2 separate regions of the Homo sapiens genome follow, and region 2 is linked to region 1. A link is a loop called in an ENCODE intact Hi-C map of the cell type or tissue named here. Cell type or tissue: chondrocyte. All regions are shown on one strand. Region 1 overlaps GRIN2A (glutamate ionotropic receptor NMDA type subunit 2A). Region 2 overlaps GRIN2A (glutamate ionotropic receptor NMDA type subunit 2A).

The links. Hi-C counts contacts between places; a loop is a spot of excess contacts. Peaks named below come from ENCODE experiments on the same cell type or tissue, not always from the same donor. Only the 100,000 strongest peaks of a DNase experiment are listed, where the experiment ranks them.
Region 2: it touches region 1 in a loop (3-fold over the local background); 3 of 110 quality-filtered maps call a loop at or near these places.

The regions. Positions count from the first base shown.
Region 1 is chr16:9,846,117-9,854,116 of GRCh38, forward strand. It overlaps GRIN2A (glutamate ionotropic receptor NMDA type subunit 2A), which reads right to left. Exons shown (of 13, transcript NM_001134407.3): 5 at 3,640-3,845. Among named protein-coding and RNA genes, the nearest start is that of GRIN2A, 330 kb to the right of the region's middle. In chondrocyte, no CTCF peak of the experiment used is centred here; a DNase peak (open chromatin) is centred at 3,752.
Region 2 is chr16:9,781,706-9,789,705 of GRCh38, forward strand. The region is part of intron 11 of GRIN2A (glutamate ionotropic receptor NMDA type subunit 2A); the gene reads right to left. Among named protein-coding and RNA genes, the nearest start is that of LINC01195, 330 kb to the left of the region's middle. In chondrocyte, no CTCF peak of the experiment used is centred here; no DNase peak of the experiment used is centred here.

The sequences.
Region 1 (8,000 bases):
TGGTCTGTTTCACACAATTATGAATCATGATGAATTATGAATCATGAATCATGGGATGTACACTTGCCCTTCCTTGGTGGGCCCCACCTCTTCCTCATCTCCAGGAGAGTGGAGGCTGGGGGACTGCTTATCAAAAAAAAACTTCATCCCAGGGAGCCACAGTGGGGACACTGGAGAAAGCAAGGGCCTTTTTAGGAGGGGCATATTTATTTATTCCATGATGTATTCAGGATTTCAACTTCAAAGAGGCTGACATTTGTGACCTCACTGATAAAATTTTCTCCAAACCAAAACAGGCCTTCACAATACATTTAGCAATCACATATTATATCTTTAAAATCCTGATCTCAAGGACTGAGATCTGGGCACTTGCATCTTGTGTGATAATAGCTGAGACTGGAGTTTGAAACGAGGAAGTAAAAATCTCTCTTCCTAGTCATGAAACAAACATTGGTGTGTCATGCTGTGCCCTTGTAACTGAGGGTGCAAATATTAATAAGTCACATTCCCTATATGTAGGTGGCTCAGAAGCCAGGGAGAAGACAAACTATACACTGTAAAGACAGGTGATGAGGGTAGAGAGAGATACACCCAGGTACTGTGGAAGTAGGAAGAGCTAACCCAGCTTGGGGACGCAGGAGCTACACTTAAAGGATGAGTAAGAATTAGGTAAAAGAAACAGATCAGAAAAGACTCAGAAAACAAATAAAGTTTCCAACAGCAGGCCTTTTTCTTCTGTGAGTCTCCTGTGAGGTGGTGTTTTTGCTTATGTTTGCATTAGGAAATACCAGGATCAGGGCCTTGGAGGTGGCCATGGAGGTTTCTGTGTCCCCAGAGGGTTTGTAGATTAAGGGGACCTCATAATGGACAATGCCAGCTCTTTCTTCAATCATAACAAAAGGAGAAATGACACAGATGCAGTGCCTGCTGGCTGTTGCTGAGCTGAGAAACTGCCAGAAGTTCCATTTGCACCTGGATTGTATCAGAAAGTAACATGCAAGGTGTGTGTTCACTCCCAAATGGAGAGACGTTTTTAACCTTCTTGAGAAGCATAGATCTGGGATCTATAAAAGAGATGGAAGAAGAATGTGTGGGGGGAAGGAAAGGGACAGCCAGAAAAGTGGAAACTAAATAATTATTTTTAAAAAGACTAAAGGAAGCCGGACACAGTGGCTCACATCTATAATCCCAGTGACTCAGGAGGCCAAGGCATGAGGATCACTTAAGGCCAGGAGCTTGAGACCAGGCTGAGTAACATAGCAAGACTCTTGTCTCTAAAAAAAAAAATTAATTAAAACATGAGCCAGACATGGTGGCACAGGCCTGTAGTCTCAGCTATTCAGGAGGTTGAGGTGAGAAGAACACTTGAGCCTAGGAGTTCAAGAATGCAGTGAGCCGTGATCACACCACTGCACTCCAGCCTGGGGGACAGAGCAAGACCCTGTCATTATATAAAAAAAATTAATGTTTTATATATTTTTAACACATAAAAATATATAATGTTTTATATATTTTTAACACATAAAAATATATGTTTTATATATTTTTAACACATAAAAATATATGTTTTATATTTTTTAACAAAAATATGTAATGTTTTATATATTTTTAACACATAAAAATATATAATGTTTTATACATTTTTAACATATAAAAACATACGTTTTATACATTTCTAACATAACAGTAGGGGCATATTTATTTATTCCATGATGTATTCAGGATTTCAACTTCAAAGAGGCTGACATTTGTGACCTCATTGATAAAATTTTCTCCAAACCAAAACAGGCCTTATTTTTATATGTTTTATATATATATAAAAATATATATGTTATATATGTTTAACATGAAAATATATGGTTTATATATTTTTAATATATAAAAATATATTGGTTTCTATATGTTAATATATGAAAATGTTTTATATATTTTAACATATAAATATATATTTTATATATAAACTTGTACATTAACTATATATTTTATCTATAAACATATAGTTTATATATAAAAATAGTTTATATATAAAATATGTAAAAATATATGTTTTATATATCTCAATATATAAAAATGTATAATGTTTATATATTTCTATTTTCATTTATTTATTTATTTTTGAGTCAGAGTCTCACTCTGTTGCCTAGGCTGGAGTGTAGTGGCTCGATCTCGACTTATTGCAACCTCCACCTCCCAGATTCAAGTGATTCTCATGCTTCAGCCTCCTGAGTAGCTGGGATCACAGGCGCCCACCACCATAGCTGGCTAATTTTTGTACTTTTAAGAAAGACAGGGTTTAGCCATGTTGCCTAGGCTGGTCTTCAACTCCTGACCTCAAGTAATCTGCCCAGCTTGGCCTCCCAAAGTGCTGAGATTATAGATGTGAATCACTGTGTCCAACCATATGTATTTTTAATATATAAAAATACGATGTTTTATATTTTTAATGTATAAAATATGATGTTTTACATATTTTAATGTATAAAAATATATGATCTTTTATATTTTTAATATATAAAAACATATGGTGTTTTATATATTTAATACATAAAATATATGTTTTATAATATTTTAAATATATAAAATACACTGTTTTATAATATTTTAAATATATAAAATACACTGTTTTATAATATTTTAAATATATAAAATACACTGTTTTATATATTTAAATATATAAAATACACTGTTTTATATATTTAAATATATAAAATACACTGTTTTATATATTTAAATATATAAAATACACTGTTTTATATATTTAAATATATAAAATACACTGTTTTATATATTTAAATATATAAAATACACTGTTTTATATATTTAAATATATAAAATACACTGTTTTATATATTTAAATATATAAAATACACTGTTTTATATATTTAAATATATAAAATACACTGTTTTATATATTTAAATATATAAAATACACTGTTTTATATATTTAAATATATAAAATACACTGTTTTATATATTTAAATATATAAAATATACTGTTTTATATATTTAAATATATAAAATACACTGTTTTATATATTTAAATATATAAAATATACTGTTTTATATATTTAAATATATAAAATATATAATTTCTATATATTTATATATAATGTTTTATATTTTAATATATTAAGATATGTTTTATATTTATTTTAATATACAAAAATGTTTTCTATATTAAAAATATAAAGATATTTTTTGAATATGTATGTTCAAAAATAAATAAATGAATAAATTAAATTAAACTAGAAAGACTGAAGGGGAGGATTGATTCAACCTAAGGGTTAAAAACATGTCTGTGGAGTCAGTTGGACCACTGTTTGAGTCCTACCTCTTCCATTTCCTAGCTAGATGGCTTTGAACATGTTTCATAATCTTCCCATAACTCGGTTTTATCATATTTACAATGGGCAAAACTACTCACCTCATATTGCTGGTGGAATTAAATGAATGCAAGTGTGGCACATCTCTAGGAATTTATCTAAGTCTTTTTTAAATTGATTATTGTATTATACCTACTATAACGACGTGTATTTTCTATGACATTTTGTGATTCAAGTACACATATTGTTACTATCGATGATCCATGCTATTTCAAAGGGTTGGGCACGTTCAGGTGACAGCATTCCTGCCACTCACTTGATTTTGACGAACTTCCGACATGGCACGGTGTTCCTCACACACGTCTCGGTCAGGGGGTCTATGTCTTCCACGATGACGAATGGGGCCTCCTCCAGGGTGACGATGCTGAGATGGTTGTCATCCGGCTCACAGTCGGAGAAGGACTTGTACCTGGGCCACACGGCGTGCCTCAGGCTCAGCGTATGGTTCTCCCACTTGCCCACCTGCAGCACAAACACAAAGACACAGCTGTGCTTTCTTCCGCCGCTGATTTCTGGAGAGGCAAATCCTTTCCCTGCCAGAGACATCCATCCGTCTCAAGGGCCTTTCTGCCACATATCTCAACATATGCATCTACTTCTGTGCTAAGACAAACGGGCATAAAGAGAAAACAGAATATAGGGCAGTTCTCCATCCCAGCCGCCCTCATCCCCAGAGGAATCAACCTGCATCTCTGGAGGCAGTGCCCAGGCACTGATACCTTTACAGCCCCGCAGGTGGTTCTAATGTTCTGCCAGAGTTCAGGACCACGGATGGCAAGGAAACAGCATAGACTTTTAGAATCAGAGAGGTCTGGGTTTGATTCTCCCACTGTACCACTTACTAGCTGTACTAGGCAAGCTCTTAATCCTAAGATCTTCTGTTTTCTCATCTGTATAATGAACACAATTCCCCCTACTTCCTAAGGATGCCATGGGAATTCAATAAAGCAATGCATGAAAGGCAAAAGCACAACATAGGTACTCCATATTGTTTCTAAGTATAAAGGAGAGAAAGTGAAAAGGAGAAAGAAGAAAAAGGTGCTAAGATGAAGGAAAAGAGAAAAAGGGAGAGGAAGATGAAGCTAGAGAGTGAAAAGAAGAGGAGTGGGGGTTGAGACAACACAGAGAAGAGATGGAGCAGGTGGGGAAATTAAAAGCATCATTTTGACCCCAGATACAGTTCTATTTAAGTTGCAAATTAAGGTGAACTTTTATTAATCCTGCACAGAGGGGAGACTGTCACTGCTTAGCGTACATCAAGACCTGTCAAAATAGAATCGATTGTATTCCCTCGGAGCAGCAGTCGGCATCTTAGTGCAATCAAATTGAAGGCTGTATATTTTGAACCTTAATTTTATTTGACAGCTTATTGGCGCTATTCACATACACGCTGGGAGGAAGCTGCCCCCGCACCGCTCTTTCTCCCTTCTCCTCCTGCTCCCACACGCCATTGCTTGACACCACAGGTCACCGCTTTATTTGTAATACCAACCTCGAGGAAAACACCTCGTGTGAAAAGCTAAGTGCCAAATCCAGGCTTGTCTGTGTTGACCAGACCCACTCACCTCTCCTCCTGTAATGTTTAAGTGTCACCAGAAATGAATCTCAAACCCTTAAAGAGAATTCAAACATGCCGGACACCAGGAGAGGTGACAGGGTGGGAGGAGAGAAAAGAATCAGTGCTCTCTAAGATTACCTCATCATATGGGCTGGAAAATTTTTGCTGGCTATAAAGAAACATTTCCTGTGGCTAATTACAAAATTGTCCAGCATTGCTGATACATTTCTTTTTAAGATAGGATGGCGAGTAGAGCAATTTGGTTAAACACACACACACATGTTCATTTATTCACGCTATGATATGTAACAGGCTGGGGAGAATGCTGAGCGCATCAAATTCTTCATTCATTCGACATAGATTTATTGAAGACCTACGATGTCCCAGTGCCAGCCTAGGAATAATGATGGCTAAAACAGAATGACTCTTGCCTTCTTGGAACTGTCAGTCAGTTGTACGACATAGATCAAACCAAAAATACTGAAATATGCAAATAGATAAAGAAATATACAAGTGTTTCCTTTTGGAACATGTTATACCAATCCCTTTTCTTTCCATTTGCCTTGGAAGACTCAAACACAACCTTCGAGAGAGGGTGGGTAGTTCAGTGGGTAAGAGAATGGCTTTTGAAGTCAAACAGAACTAAGTGTAAATCCTGGCTTCATCCACTAGCTGAGTAGCCTTGGGAAAGTCATTCAACCTCTCTGAGCTTCACTTTCTCCATTTGTAAAATGAAGAGAGCAACAGGGTATGACCTTGAAGACTGCAGTAAGGTTTGAATGAGCCAAAAAGTACCAAAAATATAGAGCACAAAACCTGACATGGCATGTAACACATATGGTGGCTGCTATTATTTTACTATTGTTGTTAACATTTAAAACATAACTGAACTGTCACCTTACCTGTAAAATCATTCCTGCTTTCCCTAGTAATATAGAACTTTGCGCATATCTCCACCGTAGCATTTTATATTATAACCTCAATGACATAACTTTTGAGCACTCCTGTACAGTCAGGAAATGTGCCAATATCACCACTTAGTTTAATTCCTACAAACTCTACATGGTAAGCATTATTATTCCAACTTCGTAGTTCAGGAAACTGAAACACAGAGAGGTTATGTGACTTGCACAAACTCACACAGCAATAAGTGGTGGAACCAGAGTTATAACGTGGGGCTTTCTGAACCCAAAGGTGCTTTCTCGCTATGTACAGTGTTTCTGTGAATTGAGCTACAGTAACCACGTTATAGCTCCAACACTCTTCCTTCCTTGCAGACATGTTTCCTAAAGTCCCAAGATAATGTAAATTAAGGCAAAGACTAGCAGAATCTTTGGTGATGTCATTGACCACATCACAACCCCCACACCATGGGAGTCAGGCAAAAGTTTCAGTCCAACGCTCGCTCATGGAGAGAAAAGTTGCAAAGGTTTATGAGCCCCCAGAGTGCAATAACTTCCTAAATCTTCTCCAAGTTCTACTCCCTGTTCCTGACACATCCAAGTATCCATGGGTCAGCCAAGGAGGTTGAAGATGAGTGGTAGGTAGAGAGAACTCGATCAGGAGCTGAAGCTGCTGTGTCAACACTGCCCTAGGTCCCAAGAGCTCTTACCTTCTTTTCTCATCTGATAGACCCTTCGGCACCCCACTGCAAACACCAAAAATCTCAACTACTAAATCGTATATACCAGATAAAGGAGAACAGACATTCTTCACTTTCCCTGCCTATATTCCTATTTACAAGGGACTATAACTGAGGCCAGTGTTTGTAGACAGGTTTAGCAGAGTCATTCATTCCATAAATATGTGTTGAGTGGTTACTAGGTTCCAAGCACTGTGCTAGACACTGAGAATACTGTAATGGAAGTGATAAAATGTTTGCTTGCATGAAATTTTTGTGCTAATTGAGAAGACACATGAGTCAAATGATTACACAAAAACATATGTTCATACAAATTGGGAGGAAGAAATGAAACATGGGTCTAAGAGAGCATATAGGAGAAAAGATATCAGAGACATCTTCCCTGAGGAGGTGACACTTAAGCTGAAATTGGAAATTCAGGATGAGTTGCATCGTGGCAGTTGTGGGAAGGAATTGTGGAGGAGCAGAGAAGGAAAGAGCACTCCAGATAGGTGGAGACCAGAAAATGCAAAGCCTTGTAGGCTCTATTAAGAAGTTGGGATTTACCTTAAGGGTTTGCTACAGACTGAATATTTGCGTCCCTCCAAAATTCATAGGTTGAAATCCTAACCCCTAATGTGGTGGTGTTAGGAGGAGGGGTCTTTGGGAGCTGATTAGGTCATGAAGGTGGAGCCCTCATGAATGGGGTTAGTGCTTTTATGAAAGAGGCCCCAGAGAGACCCATTGCCTTTTCCACCATATCAGTATGCAACAAGAAGATTGCTGTCTATGAACCAGGAAGCAGCTCTCACCAGACGCTAAATCTGCTGGCACCTTGATTTGGACTTCCCAGTCTCCAGAAGCATGAGAAACAAGTTTCTGTGGTTTATAAGCCACCCAGTCTATGGTATTCTGTTACAGCAACCCAAATGGACTAAGAGTCAATCAAGTTCAATGGCCAGAATGGAAAAAGATTTATAGAAGTCACCATGGATATATGTCCATATATAACCTGCCTGAAGATGGAAGCTTCTTTGCCTACTCCAATTTTTTTTTAATTATGGAAATGTTCAAATGTATTTAAGAGTAGAATCATATAATGAACCTCCGTATTCCCAATGTCCAGCTTCAATAATTAGTACTCATGACCAATCTTGTTTCATTTATACTCCCACTCACTCCTTCTATATTACAGCAAAAAAACCCATTATATAATTTATTCATAAATCCTTAATTTGATTTAAATATCTAAACATCATTTGCTTCACAATATTATACCTCAATAATCTACAATAATCTATGTGTTTATGTATATGTTTTACTTATGAGACTATGATTTCCCAGTCTACCAGGAATTTTATATGCGTAATGATTGGTTTCTATGTCCACAGCTTCTAACTCAGGGCATGCCACATGGAGGGACTTAATGGGTAGTTTT
Region 2 (8,000 bases), 64 kb before region 1:
CCTAGAGATCTTTAGAACCAGTAACCTTTAAATTCTACATCTAAGAGTTTGTTGCAAATAGTTCAAAAGAAAAAAGAAATAGGCATGAAGAAATTTCTTCCATCGTTATCTATACTAGCCAAATATCAAAATGTGTAGCATTTGGAAAATAATGTAATGGTTTCTGGTTTAATAAAGATGATGACATTTTATGCAAAAAATTAAAATAATTGTGAAAGCAGATAGTATAGTTACATAAGAATGCTTAAAATGTAATAATAAGTGAAAAATCATGGACTATAAAAGTATATATAACCAATAATTATAATTAAAGAAATGTGTCTGCAAGTAACAGGGATCAGGAGATAATACATAAATTAAAAACAATTATGTTAAAGTAGTAGATTGGGGTGATTATATGTACAGTCAGCCCTTTCTGTATTTGTGAATTCAAATGATCACAGATTGAAAATATTTTGGGGAGAAAATGGTGTCTGCACTAAACATATACAGACTTTTTTTTCTTGTCATTGTTTCCTAAACCATACGGTGTAACAACTATTTAGATCGCATTTATATTGCATTAGGTATTATAAGTAAACTAGAGATGATTTAAAGTATAAGATGTGCATAGATTATATTCAAATGCTACACCATTTTATATCAGGAACTTGAGCATCCACAGATTTTGGTGTCTGTAGGAGACCCTCAAACCAATCCTCCACAATACTGAGGGACAACTGTATATATAATATATTGCCTTTCCAAATTAAAGTGTTTAAAAAATATAGACTGAGAGGGATTTGGGGCCACTGTTTATCCATGCCATAAATTTTGCACGAGCCTATGTGACATCAATGTTTGACTTACCAACAAGCCATTCATTATATCTTATTTCCACTTTGATGGTTCTCTTGACATTTGACTTTCTCTGGTTTGAGCAATTCACTGCTTGTCAGGCATGGGCCTGGCATGCTGACCTTGTACTAATCCTGGTGTTGGATTGATAACAGACACTAAGATTCTGAATCTCAACAGGCCCATTAGGGAATTCACTGCAAATTTACGCAGATTAAATCCCCTGGAGTTTTACCACTGAGGAAGACTCAGTGGCTCTCCAGGATATTTATGGATATTATCTGTTTCTTAATAAGTACTGTTCCATTATTATTCCAAATATGTCTCTAGTTAAAATTAGGAGGGAAATAAACAAGTCTAATTTTTATGGTATCATCTGGTCACAGGCCAATGGAGAAGCAGTTAAGTCCTTTATTGCTAATCTATGCTTAGAACTGACATATCTCTTATTTGAAAACGTTGCATTTCTGAATAAATGGTTTGCCCTAGACAGTTTTTGGGTCATAGGAGAGTAAGTGACTTAGTTGTTGGGGCATCAGAATGGTTATTAATGATCACCCCCTTCTGATGTCTATATCATCAGTGTATTATCTTTGTGTATACATGAGGTTTATGTACATGCAAAAGTCACCCACATACGTGGGAGCAATAATGAAATCCACATAAAAAATTAGACTCAATCAACGGTCTTTAGCTGCACTTTCCCCGTGGTTTCACATGAGACCCCGTCTACACGTATAAGGAATCAGGATAGCCATTGCGTCCAAATCTAGTTCCAGATCCGATTTAATCGATAGAAGTGCTGGCTCAGTCTTTACCCAAATGTGGGGTTTTCAGTTTTGCCTGCTTTATTTTTAACACTGTTATTATAGTCAATAAATGAAAATGAAATCTTTGGAAGCAATAAAGGCTTTCATGTCTATTTCGATCCTTCCTGGATGAGGAAGCTTAACATTAAAGCTTATCTGACTACGTCTTCCATTCATAGCCTACCCTCATATCTCCTATGTTCTTTATTGTGGTTGGCATGTGGACTAACGCTTAGAAGTGCCAAACCATTTATGCCTCTAGTTTTCACAATCACCAAGGGCTCTGTGTAAACCCAATTAGAAGCCCTGAGAGAAAGAGAATGAATAAAACTCAGGGCAAAGATTCAATATCATGGACCCCAACTGAGTGATTGGATGGCAACTGATATGTGTACTCAACGTCTGCCAATCACAGGATAAAATGTTTCTAAATGGTAAATATTGTTACTTTAAAGAGTGATTCTTAAACCTTATGGATGGAGCTGAAGACCATTATTCTCAGTAAACTAACAAAGGAACAGAAAACCAAATACCCCATGTTCTCACTTTCAAGGGAGAGCTAAAGGATGAGAACACATAGACATATAGAAGGGAGCAACACACACTGGGGCCTAATGGAGGGTGGAGGATAGGAGGAGGGAGAGGATCAGGAAAAACAAATAATGGGTACTGGGCTTAATACCTGGGTGATGAAATAATCTGTACAACAAACCCCCATGACACAAGTTTACCTATATAGCAAACCCGTACATGTACCCATGAACTTCCAACAAAAGTTTTTTAAAAAGAATTATATGGCTGGGTGTGGTGGCTCACAGCTCTAATCCCAGCACTTTGGGAAGCCGAGGTGGGTGGATCACCTGAGGTCAGGAGTTCAAGACCAGCCTGGCCAACATGGCAAAACCCAGTCTCTACTACAAATACAAAAATTAGCCAGGCGTGGTGGTGGGTGCCTGTAATCCCAGCTACTCGGGAGGCTAAGGCAGGAAAATTGCTTGAACCCAGGAAGCAGAGGTTACAGTAAGCCGAGATCTCACCACTGCATTCCAGCCTGGGCTACAAGAGCAAAACTCTAACAACAACAACAACCAAAAAAAAAAAACAAACAAACAAAAAACCTAAAACCATAAAAACCCTAGAAGAAAACCTAGGCAATACCACTCAGGACATAGGCATGGGCAAGGACTTCATGTCTAAAACACCAAAAGCAATGGCAACAAAAGCCAAAATTGACAAATGGGATCTAATTAAACTAAAGAGCTTCTGCACAGCAAAAGAAACTACCATCAGAGTGAACGGGCAACCTACAGAATGGGAGAAAATTTTTGCAATCTACTCATCTGACAAAGGGCTAATATCCAGAATCTACAATGAACTCAAACAAATTTACAAGAAAAAAACAAACAACCCCATCAAAAAGTGGGTGAAGCATATGAACAGACACTTCTCAAAAGAAGACATTTATGCAGTCAAAAGATACATGAAAAAATGCTCATCATCACTGGCCATCAGAGAAATGCAAATCAAAACCACAATGAGATACCATCTCACACCAGTTAGAATGGCAATCATTAAAAAGTCAGGAAACAACAGGTGCTGCAGAGGATGTGGAGAAATAGGAACACTTACACTGTTGGTGGGACTGTAAACTAGTTCAACCATTGTGGAAGTCAGTGTGGCGATTCCTCAGGGATCTAGAACTAGAAATACCATTTGAGCCAGCCATCCCATTACTGGGTATATACCCAAAGGATTATAAATCATGCTGCCATAAAGACACATGCACACGTGTGTTTATTGCAGCACTATTCACAATAGCAAAGACTTGGAACCAACCTAAATGTCCAACAATGATAGACTGGATTAAGAAAATGTGGCACATATACAACATGGAATACTATGCAGCCATAAAAAATGATGAATTCATATCCTTTGTAGGGACATGGATGAAGCTGGAAACCATCATTCTCAGCAAACTATCGCAAGGACAAAAAACCAAACACCACATGTTCTTACTCATAGGTGGGAATTGAACAATGAGATCACATGGACACAGGAAGGGGAACATCACACTCTGGGGACTGTTGTGGGGTGGGGGGAGGGGGGAGGGATAGCATTAGGAGATATACCTAATGTTAAATGACGAGTTAATGGGTACAGCACACCAACATGGCACATGTACACATATGTAATAAACCTGCACGTTGTGCACGTGTACCCTAAAACTTAAAGTATAATTAAATATATATATATATAATGTAAAGGGAGCAAATGCCTGCTTTAAGAATTTTCACTTAAAAGTTATAAAATATTATAAAATTATGTACATGGAGATTCAATTTAGAACACTAGATAAAAAGTATAAGTTTCAATAAAAAAAACCCTTAATGTGTATTAGAATCACCCAGAAAGGATGTAGAAATGCCCCACAGGAGGTGAAAATTAGGTGTCTGTATTTTCTTGCCAAGTGATTCTATTGGATGCAAAATGTCAAAAGCATCTCCATAGGCAAGGGCAATAGAGCAGGAGTGTTTAATCATTTTTATATCCCACCACCTGGAGTTTAAAAGCTGCTCAGTTGTTCTTTGTTGAATCGATGACTAGAAGGGAGAATGAATGAATGAACAAATGGGTGAATACATGGGAAGGGGGTTGTCAATGGCACCCAGTTCTTCCTAACTTGATTAGAAAGTTAGTAATTTACAGACTAGCCCAGCTCATCCCCAACTGTGATTTCTGCCTTTGAAGTCTCAATTTGATTAAAACACGTTTAGCAAGGAACAATAACTTTCTGAAATTCTGGAGATTATGCAGCTCCAAGAAGCTCTGTGGGGAACAAGCAATTCCAGCAACCAAGACAGGTCTTTGTGAACCTGGAGAGGCTGCTTTGCAAGCCTGTATCGAGGCCAAACATCTGACTTCTCTTAATTACATTCTGTCCTTGTTTCATTCCTTCTCATCTCCTGCTTCTGGGTCCTTAGTTTTCCCCAAACTGGCAGGGTTGAATGATCTCAAAAATTAGGCTGGGCCTGCTCCCACGGTGCTGGGGCCTGAGGCATGGACGAGTCTCCTTCACCATGAACAATGGAAAAAAAGTGTAGGTCATTTTCTCTCCCACCCTAAACTTCTGTCGCAAAGTGATTTTGCCCAGTACCTTCTGCAGGGTAATGATGCTGTTTCATTAGTAAAAGAGGAAGGAGCACTGACTCTGGGGTGTGACCTACCTGTGTTTAAATCACAGCCTTGCCCCTTTCCAGATGAGAAAACCACCTGTCTTCCAAGATGTCTATGAGGGTTTATAGCAGCTAAAGAAGTAACATCATGTAAAGATTAAAGCAAAGATCCTGGCGCCCTCCTGCATAGGTACCAATTGTACCAATCTCAGATCTCCCACTTAGCTGGATAATCCTGGACACCTTACTTAACTGACCTGTGACTCAGTTTCCTCATATGTAAATAGGAATGAATAATTATAACTCCATGCCATTTAGTCATTGTGAGGGGCAAATGAAATTAATATAAGGACCAAACTCCGACCATTTTCTTCTCTTGCCCAAAGCCCTATCTAAGGGACCTGAAGAGTCACATCCTACAGACAATAAAGTCTTGTCAGAGGGGTTTTATTCCATGCTATATAACATGGCTTAGTTTCCAACTTTGGCAGAACATCACATGACAGATAAAGGAGGAAGTCAAAATATTTTACCTCCAAATATGTTTCTTTGCCGTATTTTTAAATGGCCTGCAAAGCCATTCTTGTTGGGGAAAAATGCATCTTATATATATATTCTCTATTAACATAACAAGATCTTTCCCCATTCCAGGCCCTCCCAATCTTGAAGAGACTATCTGAGAATCCAGCATCTTTTAGAGGTCTGAATAGAAACACTGAGGCTTCATGCACATAAGAACCCTAGTCTCCACAACTCCTTCTCTTAACCCAGAAAGTCCTTTCTCTTGATTCCAGGCATTTCTATAATAATTTAACTCTTTCAACCAATTGCAAATCAGAAAATCTTTGGACTTTGACTCTACCTTTTACTTGTGCCCCACCCTCTACCCCACTTCGGGTTATCCCGCCCTATCAGACTGCACCAATGCATGCCTCACAGGTATTGATTGATGTCTTTTGTCTCCCTAAAACATGTAAAACCAGGCTGTAGCCCAACCACCTTGGGCACATGTTCTTGTTCTCAGGACCTCCTGGGGGGCTGTGTCCTGGGTCATGGCCCTCACATTTGGCTCAGAATAGATTTCTTCGAATATTTTACAGAGTTTGGCTCTCTTCATGGATAAATACATACAAGGACTGAGATGATTTTGTGACATGTAGTTATCCTTCTCGTGTTACTTATTATGACAAATATCTATAACAATCATGGTAGCTGTTGAACTACTTCCATGTGGAGAAATGGAAAACTGTCCCATCCTCTCAAACGAGGTTTTCAGATGCTCTGCAGTTCCTCTCCCCTCTATTTTTACTTTGCATTTATCTCTTTAATTGGGCTGAGGCTGCTGGTTGTAATGGGTGTTGCTGAGTCATCTGAGGACACAGGGACCTATGTCAGGAAGAATTGCTGGCAGGGAAGCCATCGAAAGACAGATTAGACATCTCCAAGGCAGGAGTGAGTCATCTGGTGGTCTGTGCCTTGTACCAACACACCGGAGCCGAGGAGAAGCACGGATGGCTCTGAGACATCTTCAATTTCATCTGCAGCATGGCTAATTCTCAGTTTAATAAAACTAGCCTGCTCTGTGGATGCACAGGCTAAACATTGCCTGAACTATCACTTAGCAAACATTTCTTACCTCTCCCACTCCTTCTTTCTTTGCCTCTCTCTCCCTTTACTCCTCCCTTTTTTCTCTCTCTTCCTTTCTCTTCTCTCTCCTTACTTTTTGACTCTATTTTTTTTCTTTTTTTTTGGGATGGAGTCTTGCTCTGTTGCCCAGGCTGGAGTGCAGTGGTGTGGATCTCAGCTCACTGCCACCTCCACCTCCTGGGTTCAAGTGATTCTCCTGCCTCAGCCTCCAGAGTAGCTGGGATTATAGGTACCTACCACCATGCCTGGCTGATTTGTGTATTTTTAGTAGAAATGGGGTTTTGCCATGTTGGCCAGGCTGGTCTCAAACTCCTAACCTCGAGTGATTCACCTACCTTGGCCTCCTAAAGTGCCGGGATTACAGGCATGAGCCATCATGCCTGGCCTTCTTTTCTCTTCTTTATCCTTTATTATTACCACCTCCTTCTCCTTTTTTCCCCCTCTAATTTCTCCCTCATATATCTCTATCCCTTTTTCCTTCCCCACACTATTTGTCTTTCTTTCTTCTTGTTCTCATCTTCATCTTCTCCCTTCTCTTAGGAGAACTGGACAACCAACTTTAAGTCTTCTTTTTTTTTTTTTTTTTTCTGAGACAGAGTCTCATTTTGTTGCCCAGGCTAGAGTGCAGTGGCGCGAACTCGACTCACTGCAAACTCCGCCTCCTGGGTTCAAGTAATTCTCCTGCCTCAGCCTCCTGAGTAGCTGGGACTACAGGCACCCACCACCACACCTGGCTAATTTTTGTATTTTTTAGTAGAGAAGGGGTTTCACCATATTGGCCAGGCTGGTCTCGAACTCCTGACCTCGTGATCCACCCTCCTCGGCCTCTCAAAGTGCTGGGATTACAGGTGTGAGCCACTGCACCCAGCCTTCTCTGCCCTTCTTATCTGTCTCCAGACAGTCTAGACTAGGTGCCATCAAACTTGTTCTGTAAAAGGCCAGATAATAAACATACTGGCCTTTGCAGGCCTTATGGTTTCTGTTGCAATGACTAGGCTTTACATGTGATTGGGTTTCAATAAAACTTCATTTTCAAAACCAGGCAGTAACCGGGATTTGGGTCATGGGTTTTGATAAATGCTAAGGGAAATACTATTTTTTCTTGGTCGCCCTCTTCATCATAAACCAGCAGACTAAAGAACAGATTTCAGCCTCATGGTACTAATTTCTGGGCCCCTGAAGGTACAGTCCCTCTCTCCCAGGTTCTTGATTAAAGAGACTGAATCCCATATTCCAGAACCCTCCCTAGATCTGGTGGACATGGAAGAACCATGAGTTCTGACTTATGTTGCTGACTATTATGTGGGAACGCCTGAATTCCTGTCTGAGTTTAGAGAATTTGGAAAACAAACCTTGGTTGATAAGATATATGAAACATACATACACACACACACACACACACACACACACACACACACAAACACATAAATAAATTAAGGAGGACGCTTTTGAGTGTTTAAATTCTTAGGACTGCAGCAGCAAGTTTAGCAAAGAACACAGTAGGAGCTCGATCCAGTTTGGCAAAGGGTCTGGC